Regions from separate parts of the Homo sapiens genome. Here region 1 is linked to region 2. The links are chromatin contacts, found by Hi-C in ENCODE. All regions are on one chromosome and are shown on one strand. The core of a region is the stretch at or near the end of the contact, and the rest is flanking DNA. Distances in the headings are between cores, read along the strand shown. Region 1 overlaps MIA3 (MIA SH3 domain ER export factor 3). Region 2 overlaps LYPLAL1 (lysophospholipase like 1).

Region 1 (6,017 bases), core at 1,616-4,115, 3.5 Mb before region 2:
TATAAATTGGAAACAAAAATAGAGGAGCTATAGTAAAAAGGGTTATTAACACCAAAGAGAAAAAAGTTTATGTATTCTTTTACAACTGCTCATTCAATAAATACTTCAGCAAATATTTTATGAGTGGTTATACTAATTACCTTGTAAGAGACTAAGATAAAGGTATGGCTATGGTAAGTACCACCTCTGCACTAATGGAGCTCACAGCTGAATGTGTAAAAGGTGCATATAAGAACAGAACAATCCCTCTCTGACTCTGGCTTAGGAAGGGATGTGGAAAAAACAAGTCTTGAAGAAGGATTCAAGAGAATTTTGTTTCCAATAATGGATGAGTTAGTCTGCAAACACTGAAAATAAGAACATATGGACAAAAATAGAAAGAATGTGCTCGAAGGCATCAGAAAGCTAATAAGGCAGTGAAGAAAATCCAGTAGGAAAAAACACAGAATTATAAGTAAGCCCGGCATTTTAAGCCATTTCCCCCCAGGTTCATCCATGCATTGAAGACAATGCAGATATGTAAGAAGGTTGAAAAGAACTTTCAACAGATCCCTGGGTTGAGAGAAACAAGAAGCGGAGGGAGTTCAGGGCTGCCAATGAGAAGGACCCCTAGTAAAAGCCCTAGGCTTTGGGTTGAGACCAGAAAAGAGCTGCACACTTGGAGTATTGAACAGGCAATAAATACAATGTCCTTTAAAGGAACTAAGCCATTTTTGAATGATTTTAATTGCTAACTGGAATAAAGTAATGACCACCTGCTAGAGGTAATCTCATATCTTTTATGTAGGATGATAACATCATCTTAGACCTCAAATTTCCCCTACAATTTTCAAAAACAATGTTCACCACTCCATCAAAACCAACCAGACATTCCACAAGACAAGACAATGTAATCACAATCTAGAAGACCAGAGAAACACACTCATAAGGGATCCACATAATAGGATTACCACATAGATTTTAAAGCAATTGTGCCTTACAAATTGAAGGAAGTACAAGTCAAGATTACACATTTCAGCAGAGGATTAGAAACTATAAAAGTGAAAAATAGTGAAACCAAAAAGAACTCAATGATTTTAGCAGATTAGACAACTGAGGTGAGATTTTTAGCACATTGGAAGATAGGTCAGAAGAAAACATCCAGAATGAAGCATATTCAGAATGTAGGAGGCATTGGGCGAGGGGTAGGGGTGGGAGATCCTAGTATGTTGAATTGGATTCTCAGGACAAGTGAGAATAAGATAGAATTAATATGTGAAAAAAGAGGCTCCAAACTCAAGAGATGTTTATAACCTCAAGCAGTATAAATGCAAAAGAAAAAGCAGGAGGGTAGGGTGGAAGGGTGATGACAAAACCCTACATGTAGGCACCTCCCAAGAAAACTGCTGAAAAACCAAAAAGAAAATGACGAAAGGCAGCTAGGGCAGGCATAAAACATTTGAAAAAAGAGAAAAGAGAAAATAAGAATGATAATAGATTCCTCAAAGAAACTTTAAAACTAGAGGATAACTGGTTATCTTTAAAGTGCTGATACTAAACAACTATCGAAATTCCAGAACCAGCAGAAAGATCCTTTTAAAATGGAGTCAAACTAAAGACATTTTCATACAAAAGTAAACTCACTGAACCTGCATTAAAGTATATTCTTTGGCCGGGCGCGGTGGCTCACACCTGTAATCCCAGCACTTTGGGAGGCCGAGGCGGGTGGATCACGAGGTCAGGAGATTGAGACCATCCTGGCTAACACAGGTGAAACCCCATCTCTACTAAAAATACAAAAAAAATTAGCCGGGCATGGTGGCGGGCGCCTGTAGTCCCAGCTACTCGGGAGACTGAGGCAGGAGAATGGCATGAACCTGGGAGGCGGAGCTTGCAGTAAGCTGAGACCACGCCACTGCACTCCAGCCTGGGCGGCAGAGTGAGACTCTGTCTCAAAAAAAAAAAAAAAAAAAAAAAAGGGAAAGAAAGTCTGGAGATACGTGATTAGCTAGGGGACTGGCATAAAAGATGACAAGGGCCTGAATTAACACAGTGACTTTAGGGGTGGACAGTAGAGTACAAACCACACATGGAGACTGAATGAATTTTGGGGAAGTTGAATAAAACACTGCCACATCAATGGGTTAACTGTATCACGAAGAAAAACAGTTGCCATTTACGTAATTCACATTACTATTGGAGGCAGAGAAGTGCTCTTTTTTAAAAAGTAATGAAATGAGGAATGTCTCTCTGAAGCAGGACAGGCATTTATTTAGAGCTGGCCTGAACAAAACCTGGAAAATCTAAACTGGCTGCCTGGTGAGCAAAGAATTAGAGAAAAAGTTAATGGTATGGTTTCAATATTTAATGGCATACAGCAGTAGCAGTCTAAGCATTTAAAAAAGTTAAATTTGCTTAGCAAGAGAGGCCTCCTCACACACTGCCATATACACCAAAGAGTAAAACATAAGAGCAAACACAAATAGCAACTGCCACAGATAACCTATTTTTAGAGAATTCAGATGTTTTTGTGGACAAAAAACTTGAACTATAAAAATATACCTCTCAAAAGGTACCTCGCTCGAAATTTGAGATATGTATTTCAGAGGATTATTATCTAAATATACACACCAAATAGTTCTACATTCAAAACTCCTAATATCTTTGCCACAATTATGTTTAGTTTGAATATTTTACTCTGTGAAGTCCAAAACTAAATGTACCTTCAATAAGTAAATTTTCCTTTTTTGAAGTTTTTATTCTACTAAAACACGTCATACAAATCCCTCAGACTGTTTAAAGGAAATTACATAATTGACCACAAAGAAAGGAAAGTGAAACAAGTGGCGGAGCCACAGACAAGGCATGGCCAGATCTTCAAAAGAGAAGCACTCCCACAGCAGCGACCGTCAGTACCAGTACACTGCTCCCCCTTAAGTGAGTTACAGGCAACAGTTTTTGACTACTGGTTAGAAAGGAAAGAAAAATGCAGCTTATGAGAAACAAAGCAGAAAGAAAGAAAGACAAATTTATACTAATTACAGATGCAAAAGAGTACAATCCTGAAAAACGATAACATTATCTATATTAGTACACATTTATTTACTGACATGACAATACAGTTAACAGTAAATGATGATAATCTTACTTTTGCAAAGCCATCTCCTTCTGCTGATAGAGCTCATTCAGAATCTCCACTTTCTGCCTCAAGGTTTTGCATTCATCTTCCAGTCCAGCTTTGGCAGCTTGTAGTGAGTTGCGGTCATCTTCCAATTTCTTTACCTGGTCTGTAAAGGATAAAACATTTGAGTTCCATATGTGTGCACAAGAACTTGAGAACTTGGTTGGGGGCTGGTGCTGAGAGAAATGAGAAGTATGAAAGCAGGAAGCCGCTCTTTATCTTTCTAATGCAATTTTGTATCTTTCCAATATATAGCAATTTCTTCTCAAGAAGCAACCTACCTTCCAGGTTACATTTAGTGGACACGGAGGCTCTTAGCTTAAGCTGTAAAAGCTTTAGATCCTCTTCAACTACCGATATTGCAGTCTGTGTCTAAAAATTGCAGAAGAGACAAGTATTCATAAAAGTGAGGCATAGTAAAAGTATTCACAGGCAATTATGGGACTCTAAAAACGATTATACCCGAGAGACATCCATCATCTGCTTAATTTGATTTTTCATCTTCTCATTCCGGTCACCTAAAAAACAAAAGGCTTTCTTTCATTGCTTTTTCTTCCCTTGCTTTTTAAATCTATATTTTCTTGATTTACCCAAAACTAAACAATTGTCATGTTCAAACATTTAAAGAACAAACAAAAACAGAAAAGGATTAGACTGACTTTTAAGAGAACTGCAAACTTAAGACTGAAAAAGTGAATTCCCATTTGTACAATAAACATGTTATACATGCCATTATTGAGCAAGAAGAAACATGTGAGATAAAGCTCTTTCTTCCATCTGGGCTTAGTGTCTTATTCAGAAAGATTCCCTCCTATTCTCCTCCAGAATCTACTACCAGGTGTGGTTTAAAACACCCACTACACAAGCAATATCCAACTTGAGAGAGGGCATCTAGAAACATTTTCCTCATCAGTAAACACTGCAACACTATAGCCTCCACTCTCATGGCCTTAGTTTATGGATCCAACCACCTCAGTACTCTCAAAACCAGTTGTGGTTTTCTTTCATGGCCTTAGTCAGTTTATGCCTCCAACCACCTCAGTACTCTTAAAACCAGTTGTGGGCCTTAAAACCACACAGCTACTGAGATGACAAGTTTTAAAATGTTATCTCCATGAAATTGAAAAACAAGTTTCTACTACTGTATGTGTCCAATACTTAGAGGTGTAAGACATGACCAGTGCAGCTCCCGTGCACCCTTCTAGTCTCAATGTGAAAACAAAGTCAGTGTTCACTGCATGCTTACTGCTACACCTCACCCTAGCAATCCACCTCTGCCCAATGCAAACAGACACACATTCAAATCCAATGTATTTACACCTCGAAAGCTTAAGAGGAAATGCAGCCAGCTGAAAAGTAGCACTGGTGCACTTAAAGACAGGAAGGCAAAAGGGGTCCATCCTCCTTGAGGCTGATCTTACCTCCCACTTCTCCATTTGCTAATTCATCTGAATCATTTCCACCTTTATTTTGACCCTCAGATTCAGATTCACACTCTAACAGATTCAACTGTGTAATGCAGTTAGTCAAAGCCTAGAAAAGAAGTAAAAGGGCATTAAGAGTCTTTCCATTTAATTCAACAGATTTGATAATTCACAAGAATTAAGCTTGTATTCATGAACGCACTTACATTAATATTATCATCCTTGTGAGTAAGAGCTACTTCCAAATCTTTCTGAGACTTCTCAAATGATTTGATTTGCTCACTGAGCTCAGCATGTAATTTACTCCAGTCTTCGATTTCCTGCTGCAACTGCAAAGTTAAAACACATGATTCCCACAGGTTAGGGCTTTTGCACTGGAGACATTAGGACCACATGAATGAGACAGGTAAATAAGGAACCATGCCTCTCCTTGGCCTATCACTATGGGCTAAGACCTTGGTTAAGTGGGAGGAGACAGTGGCCCCAACCCTCAGAGCTGTAGTGAGAACATCAGAGCTATCAAGGAAATTGATCTTGTTTATTGCATCCTTCAGAAAATTGTAGCCAATTCAAATAATTCACTTCCAGAAGGAACAGAAGGGCTCATCCTACTATCTCCCAAGTCCACACTCCTGATCATGTAACCTTCCCTTGGCTAGTGAAGCAGTAACTACTCAAAGGAGGGTTATAAAATATCTAACTCTTGGGTCTAAAAAGCCAATCTACTACCCACTCGAGGCTACTCAAGTTAATAGCAATTGGTGTCTGACAAAACAAGACTACACACTCTGATAGCCAAAATAAATTGTACAGAACAGAAAATCCAGAACAGATAGAGAATGTATACCTACACTCAATTTTGGAAGCATAGTTTAAACTTTGCATATCTAAGAACAGAATCCTGCACATATATTACCCTAAAAATAGATCTGAGTAAAGGCATTCATGAGGTATGATACTGAGTTCTCTATTTTACATGACCTGGGACACGCACTTTCCTTTACCTGCTCTTTTTTCTTCTTAAGCCTAGCATTTTCTTCTTGAACCCGATGGCATTCAGACTTCACCTTCTCTTCACTAAGCTTAGCTTCATTAAGTGCAATCTGAACCTAATGCAAAACACTCCTATTAGTGAATTAATTCCAAAGAAAACCAGAAAAAGTTACTTTTCCAACCCAACATCATGTAGTTTTCATTTTTTGCACATTTTAGCATATATCAAATTTTTGCTCTGCAATCAAACTATGATATAGTATTAATATCCTGCAGGAATTACAGTCAGCTTTACCTCTGAAAATTCTGAGGCATTCATTGAAATAACATCCTTTAACTTCTCTATAGATTTCTTGTTTTCTGATATCTGCCATGTAAAAACAGAACACAAAATGCATATTAGGATTTTAGTAGAAACACTGGGATACATACTAAGAAGA
Region 2 (6,956 bases), core at 922-3,421:
TTTTACTGGACAAAAGACTCTACATTTGATATAATGTCTTTTTAAAAAAAAATTTAAATTTCTGGGTCTCTAGATTTGCTTAAGAAGCTCCTGCCAATCCATACATTTTTTATATATAGTAGCCCAGATTTTCTTTTAAGACTTTTGTTTTCATTTTTACACCTAAGCCTTGAATTTTGGGGGAATTTCATACATGGAGTAACCTAAGGATTCAAATTCATTTTATCCCATATGATAGTCAATTGTGCTTGTGCTATTAAAAGAAGGAGAGAGAAAGGGAGGAAAGGAGGAAGACACCCTTCTCAGCAAACAGTGAAATTTTATCTTTGCCATATATTTTATAGTTCTGCATTATCTAGTCTCTCTAACCCTGATTTCTGTAAGACATATGCTATATATAATGAACTGACTTCCCTCTAATACATCTAGAATGGTGCTCGTTCTATATCATACATGCAGTGGGCGGGGGAACAGTCACTCAAATAATTTTCTATGTCTTGTGATTCAGCTGAAGAGCTTTAGTTGAGAAAGGCTCTATTTTGTTCCACTAATCTCTTTATCTATTAAGTTAGTTTCTATTTAGTATCTATTAAGTTAATTATTAAGTTAGTATATAACGTTAATCATATTATAGTGGTTTTAGAGCATATTTTGAAGTTGTGTAAGGTAAGTTCCCCTCTCCTATCATTACTCTAGTCTGTGTTTTCATACTTGTCCTAGCTATTCTCAGGCATCTATTGTTCTTGATTATCCAATAAATTTATCAAAAAATTTAGTAAACTTGAAACTATTTTCAAATAATTATCCTTAAAAAATCCTTTTGGAATTCTAATTAATATTGCATTATTGTCTGAGAATTACATTTTATGACATAAACCTATGAGGAGGGCAGATTTTTGCAGACTGAGCTTTTCCTTCATTGCTCTTTATCCAGGCTTTCAACTGCTGCAGAAAAGATAAAATCTTGCACCACCTCTATACTAGGACTCCAATAAGCATAAATTATCTCACAACCCCATATGCCTTCTGACCCCAGAAGCTGTGTGGCTCTAGAAAGGTAGATAAATTAGAATCAGAAGGGGAGAGAAGGCAGAAAGCATTCAAACCTTCCTCCTCCCAGAATCCCTTCTCAAAACTAGCTTCTTAACTAGTTTTGAGTTACTCATTTTCATTACTCTGAAAATGAGAGTAGGTGCTTTCCAAATAGTCATTGTCAGACAAAATGAAACCTCAAATTGTAGTCAAACTGTCACTAAAATCACAGTGAAGTTCTAAATCAAAATATCAAAAATACAACACTCACTTTAAAATTCAAATGAGCCTATTACCCTTCTGAATTGTTCTACTTCCCTTTTCATTTTACTCTGCTATTTCTGTGTTTATTTGTCTGTCTAAATACTTAAATAAGGATGATATCATAGGCTAAAATGTGAATCATTCTGGGAACTCAGCCATTAATGGAAAAAAGTGGCATTCACTTAACTTTTTTCTTTGACAATGCCTTAATTAGAGATAGATGCTCAGCAGAAGTAGAATCCCAATGTAAGTATGTTACTAATGTGGTAGCTAAGAAAATTAAAATTCTGTTCAAATGGAGTAATTGAGAAAATTTAACGAGACAAAAATAATTTAGAACTTTCTTGCTAAGAAAGCATAAACAAGAATGTATAAATCTCCTAAAATGTTAGAATAACATTTAAATAAAATATAAAAGTTTGTTTTTTAAACAGCTAAAAACTATCACATATGTTATACTCATTCACCTTCTTCCTCAAATAAATCACTTTATTAGCTGGTATAAAACTCCTCAGACATTACCACAATAAATAAATATGTTTGGCAAAGAACATCTGTGTGGTTCCTAAGTTAATCAATCAACCAACCCATTACACATTGGTAAAATATTAAGCTAGAATAAAATGTCCAAGGTTAAAAAAAAAAAAAAGTTGACATTCAGCTTGATACCAAGTTGTTTTTGATCTGTGTTGCCTTAAAGTCATAAAATCGAAAGTTCATTCATAACCTTTAAGTTAACAAATTGGCACCAGTCTTCCTCTTTATCCTCATTTCATACCACTTCTCTCTCCCACCCTTCACTAGGTTCCAGTCACATTTGTCACTTCCTTTTCTTCAAATAGTACGAGCTTATTATTAGTTGAGTGGCTTTGCATCTGATATCCCCACTACTTAGAGGGCTCTTTGCAACATTTCTGCATGGTGGGCTCCGACTGTTCATTTAGGTCTCAGCTCAAGTGTCACCTTCTCAGGGGAGCTTCTTTGACTCTCCAACTGAAAGTATACCTCCCTTTTACCCTGCAACACACACATATACTCTCTATCCCCAGTCTTAATACCATTTATCACTATTTGAAATTATTACATTTAATTTCCCTTTTATTTTCTGTCTCTACATGAGCTCATTGAGAGCAGGGACTTCATTCTTTCCACAGATACATACCCAGTGCTAAGAACAAAGCCTGACATAGAATAGATGCTAAATATTTGCTGAATAAATTTCAGTAATCATTTGTGCCACTTGGGAATAATTTGTGCCAGCCAGAAATAACAATGTCTAAAATTATTTTATTTTTGCTCCAAATATATTTTGACTTTAACTCTTATAAAATCTACACTGTGATTTGTAGAAAACAGTCCATTTTTGTTTCTTTTTTAAAAAATCATATCTAAGAAAACTTTTCCATACTAGTACCTATTTAAACATACCTAATACTTACCAAAGAAGTACATTATTTCTTCAAAATAGCTGTTTTTAGTAGGGTTCCTTACTAGCATACTTGTAGTACAGATATACTGTTATCAGGAGAGGGCTCTCCTACTATCATGCTTCAGATAGGAATTCTAAGTGATGGAGTAAAGAGGAATTCATGGTTTACTATGCCTAAATAAAAAGTGCCTAGTTTATTTTAGAATACATATTTACTGAAAAATACAAACATGGACTTTGTGTGGAAAAACAGTGAATCTAAAAGTATAGGCACTATGCAAATCTTATTACTTTTAGAATTTTTTAAAACACCAAAAGAAACTATATTATCATATAAATCATAAATGGCTTGTTAAAAATTATTTTTAAATGGAAATTCTAATAATAAACACAAACTAAGAAAATCTCTAATTGTAAATATAGCTAAAGCATGTTATAGAAATAAAAATCTTTATTGGGCACTTCATTTAAAGAGTCCAAATTACCACAGTGAAAAAAAAAAGCAGTATTTTCCATCTAAATCAACACAGCAAACTAATTGCTGACTTTTACTGACTATGCCCCTACCTTAGCTGATTTAAAACATCTATTAAATACAGTTGAGGAAAAGGGATACCTTATAATCAAAATGGTAATTCACAATTTAATCAAAACACACTTATATGCTGTAATAGACCACAACTGAGTATATACAATAAACTATTGTTCTCCTCTTAAGCTGTTTAAAATATGGTTGACTGTTGAAAACAAAAATTATAACCTTGTTTGATACAGTTTTCAATGTATGCAGACAAAATACATATGAAAACTATAACATACACAAGATGGGGATAAAGGGACCTATATAGTTACAAGGAAAAAAAAAACAACAAAGAACTCTAAGTAGGTAAAAAAGCTTTGCTATGTATATCATAATCCCTATGGCAATCAGAAAAAAAATAAAGTAAAATGGTGTATTAAAAAACGAATAATTCAATAGAAAGTGTGAAAGGGAAACAGAGGAATGAAAAGCAGTAGACCTAAATTCAAGCATATTAATTGTTACATTAAATGTAAATTGCTTAAACAAATCACTTAGAAGACAAATTATCAGTTTGGTTAAAGATGAAAACAAAGCCCAACTACGTGTTGTCTATAAGAAATCCACTTTAAATACAATGATATAGGTAGGTTAAAAGCAAAAGAATGGAAAAAGACATACCATACAGCTCTAATCAAAAGAAAGTAAAAGGATGAAAAATGAAGTGCCATGTAAACAATAAGCATAGGGAAGCTGAGATATACTATATTTTTATTAAACACAGTACACTTCAGAGTATTACCACAAATTAAAAAGGAACATTTTATAGATAAAAGTAGCCATAAAAAAGACAATATTACTACATGAATATGCACCTAATAATATAGCCTAAAAATACATAAAGAGAAAACTGACAGAACTAAAGGGAGAAACAGACCAATCTACAATCATAGCTAGAGATTTTAATACCCATCCCTTGGCAACTAATAGAACAACTTAGAAAAATAATCACTAAGCATATACAGAATTTGTGTAATGCTTTCAAATACCTTGAACCATTAACATTTATAGAACGTGACACGCAGAAATGCACAGTAACAGTCACCAAGATAGACCATATGCAAAGCCATAAAAAGGTCCCAATGAATATCAAAAGAAGAAAATCATACAGGATATTTTCTCTAATAATAATGAAATGAAACTAGATATCAACAGTAATAAGAATATCTAGAATAGCTCCAAATATCTGGAAACAACATGTTTCTAAATAACTCATGGGTTATTTAGGACCCAGAACTTATGGGTTATTTAGGTCCCATGGGGTTATATAGGTCCCAGAACTAAATTTTCCATAACTGGCCAGAAAAATACCTTCCATCCCACATGCCCTTCTTACAGTGTAACTCTGTCTGACACCTCATTAAGAAACAGAAGTCTGTGTTTTCTCTGCTTGATTCTAAGCAGTCTTTTAACTAATGAGGGAAGAGTACTATGTTACTGTTAACACTAAGTCTTTAGGTCTGGTTCTCTTTAGACACTTTTGCTCTTGGAATCCAGCCTCCATGCTGCCAAGATACTACATGGTGAGGTCTCACATAGGTGTTACGGTAATAAGACCAAAGGCAGGTCCCAGTTAATATCCAGCATTATGCCATATATGTGAGTGAGCCTTCAGATGATTCCAGTTCCTGGCAATCACACGACGAGTCATTACCAATCTTCAAGTTTTCCCATAGGAGAGGCCCCAGATCAAGTCATAACCACCATCCCCCTTCTGAATTCTTAGCCCACAAAATTTGTGAACATAACAAAACTATTATTATTTGGGGTGGTCTGTTATACAAGTACAGCAATGGGACCATTTAGATTTGAAAACATTTCAACATAAATAAAAAGAAAGAAAAAAATTAGTGGAACTTAGCTACAGTAATGATTAGTGAGAAATGTATAGATTTAATGTAAATAGAAGAAAATAAGAAACATAAGAATAAATATAAATGAAATAGAAAGCAAATAAGAGAGAAAATAAGAAAGCCAAAGCTGGTTCTATAAAAGATTAATACAATTGGTAACTTCTTGGTAAGATGAACCACGAAAAAAAAGAGAAAATATACAAATTATTACCAGCAATGAAATAAAAGTTATCAACAACAAATCATAAAAGCATTAAAAGGAAATATCATGAACATCTTTTTGTCAATAAATTTGACAAATCAGAAAAAAGATACAAATTTCATGAGAAATACAAATTATCAAAACTGGCCTAAAAATAAATATAAAATCTGAATATCCTGGTTCTATGAAAGAAATTGAATTCATTATCAAAACCTTCATAAAAGGAAATCTCAGGTCCAGGTAATTTCAATAGTGAATTTTATCAAATATTTAAGGAAGAAATAACATAAACTCAGACACAGAGAAGGGAATCCTTCCCAATGCTTTTAAGTGACTAGCATAACCCCGATGATAACGTTTTTCAAAGGCATTAAAGAAAATCACAGAACAATATTCCTCATGAACACAGACATAAAATTCTTTACCAAAGTATTAGCAAAACAAATTTAGATACATATAAAAAGGATAATACATTACAAAAGGGTTTATCCCAGGAATGTAAGGTTGGTTTAAGACTTGGAAATCCATTAATGTAATTCACTGTGTTAACAAAATGAAAGATAAAAACCATGACTATTTCAAAGGACACAGAAAAGCATTTGATAAATTCACAAAGAAACCTCTCAGCTAATTAGGCAAAGAAATGTCCTCAATATAAAAAAAAGGCATATATACAAAAAACCCTAGAACTAACATCACACTTAACAGTGAAATACTGAACACTTCCCCTCTAAGATTACACAGGAAGGAAGTACTCACTTCTATTTAACATTGTACTGGAAGTTCAAACAAGTCCAAAAAAGCAAGACAATGAAATAAAATGCACACACGAAATTCATAAGGAATATACTAAGTAAGTACTAGAAATAAGTGAATTTAGAAAGATAGAAGGATACAAGGACATAATAAAAAACTAAAATTTATTTCTCTGTACTAGCAACAATTTGAAAATTAAGTTTTTTAACATTCCATTTACAATAACATGAAGAAACAGAATACTTGTAGATAAATTTAGCAAAAGACTTCTACACTAAAAACTCCGAATCACTTCTGAGAGAAATTAATAAAGACCTAAGTAAATGGTGAGACATACCATGTGTATGTATTAGAAGGCATCTATTTTCTCTAAATCAAACTAGATTCCATGCAATTTCAATCAAAATCCAAACAGGTGTTTTGTAAAATTGAAGAGCAGGTTCTAAAATTTACACGTAAATGCAAGTAACATAGAATGAGCAAAACTTACACCACTTGGTTTCAAAATTTTCTATACAGCTGTGATAATTACAACAATTTTGTACTACTATAAGATTAGACCAATGGAATAGAGTCTAGATAAGAATTCAAATTATGCTCACAAAAAGACGTGTAACAAGAATATTTATGGTAGCATTATTCATTAGATCTCAAAACTGGAAATGATCCAAACGTGCAACAACAGTAGATAAATAAACAAACTGTGTTATATTTATATAATACCTACTTAGAATTTTAAAAATTGAACTATTGATACACACATATAGATGAATCCCAAAAATACCAATTTGAATAAAAGAAGCCAGACACAAGATTCCATTAAGTCACTCATTAAGTGAC

Evidence for each region. A loop is a pair of places that touch in the nucleus more often than their neighbours do. Pooled maps may share reads with other maps.
Region 1: a pooled map shows a loop between it and region 2 (6-fold over the local background). The contact joins two enhancer-like sites. A Hi-C loop is called at or near these places in 1 of 168 maps with a recorded cell type or tissue (ascending aorta), 1 of 37 single-sample maps with no recorded cell type and 7 of 50 pooled maps.

What each region holds. Positions count from the first base shown.
Region 1 is chr1:222,651,904-222,657,920 of GRCh38, reverse strand. It overlaps MIA3 (MIA SH3 domain ER export factor 3), which reads right to left. Exons shown (of 28, transcript NM_198551.4): 12 at 5,873-5,944; 13 at 5,589-5,693; 14 at 4,791-4,913; 15 at 4,582-4,693; 16 at 3,623-3,678; 17 at 3,442-3,532; 18 at 3,128-3,266. Among named protein-coding and RNA genes, the nearest start is that of MIA3, 37 kb to the right of the region's middle. RefSeq lists an enhancer at 2,710-2,949. Within about 2 kb of position 2,865, at least 10 of the 41 ENCODE cell types and tissues checked have a DNase peak (open chromatin) inside an H3K27ac peak, as active enhancers do.
Region 2 is chr1:219,183,671-219,190,626 of GRCh38, reverse strand. The region is part of intron 2 of LYPLAL1 (lysophospholipase like 1); the gene reads right to left. Among named protein-coding and RNA genes, the nearest start is that of LYPLAL1, 13 kb to the right of the region's middle. Within about 2 kb of position 2,171, at least 4 of the 41 ENCODE cell types and tissues checked have a DNase peak (open chromatin) inside an H3K27ac peak, as active enhancers do.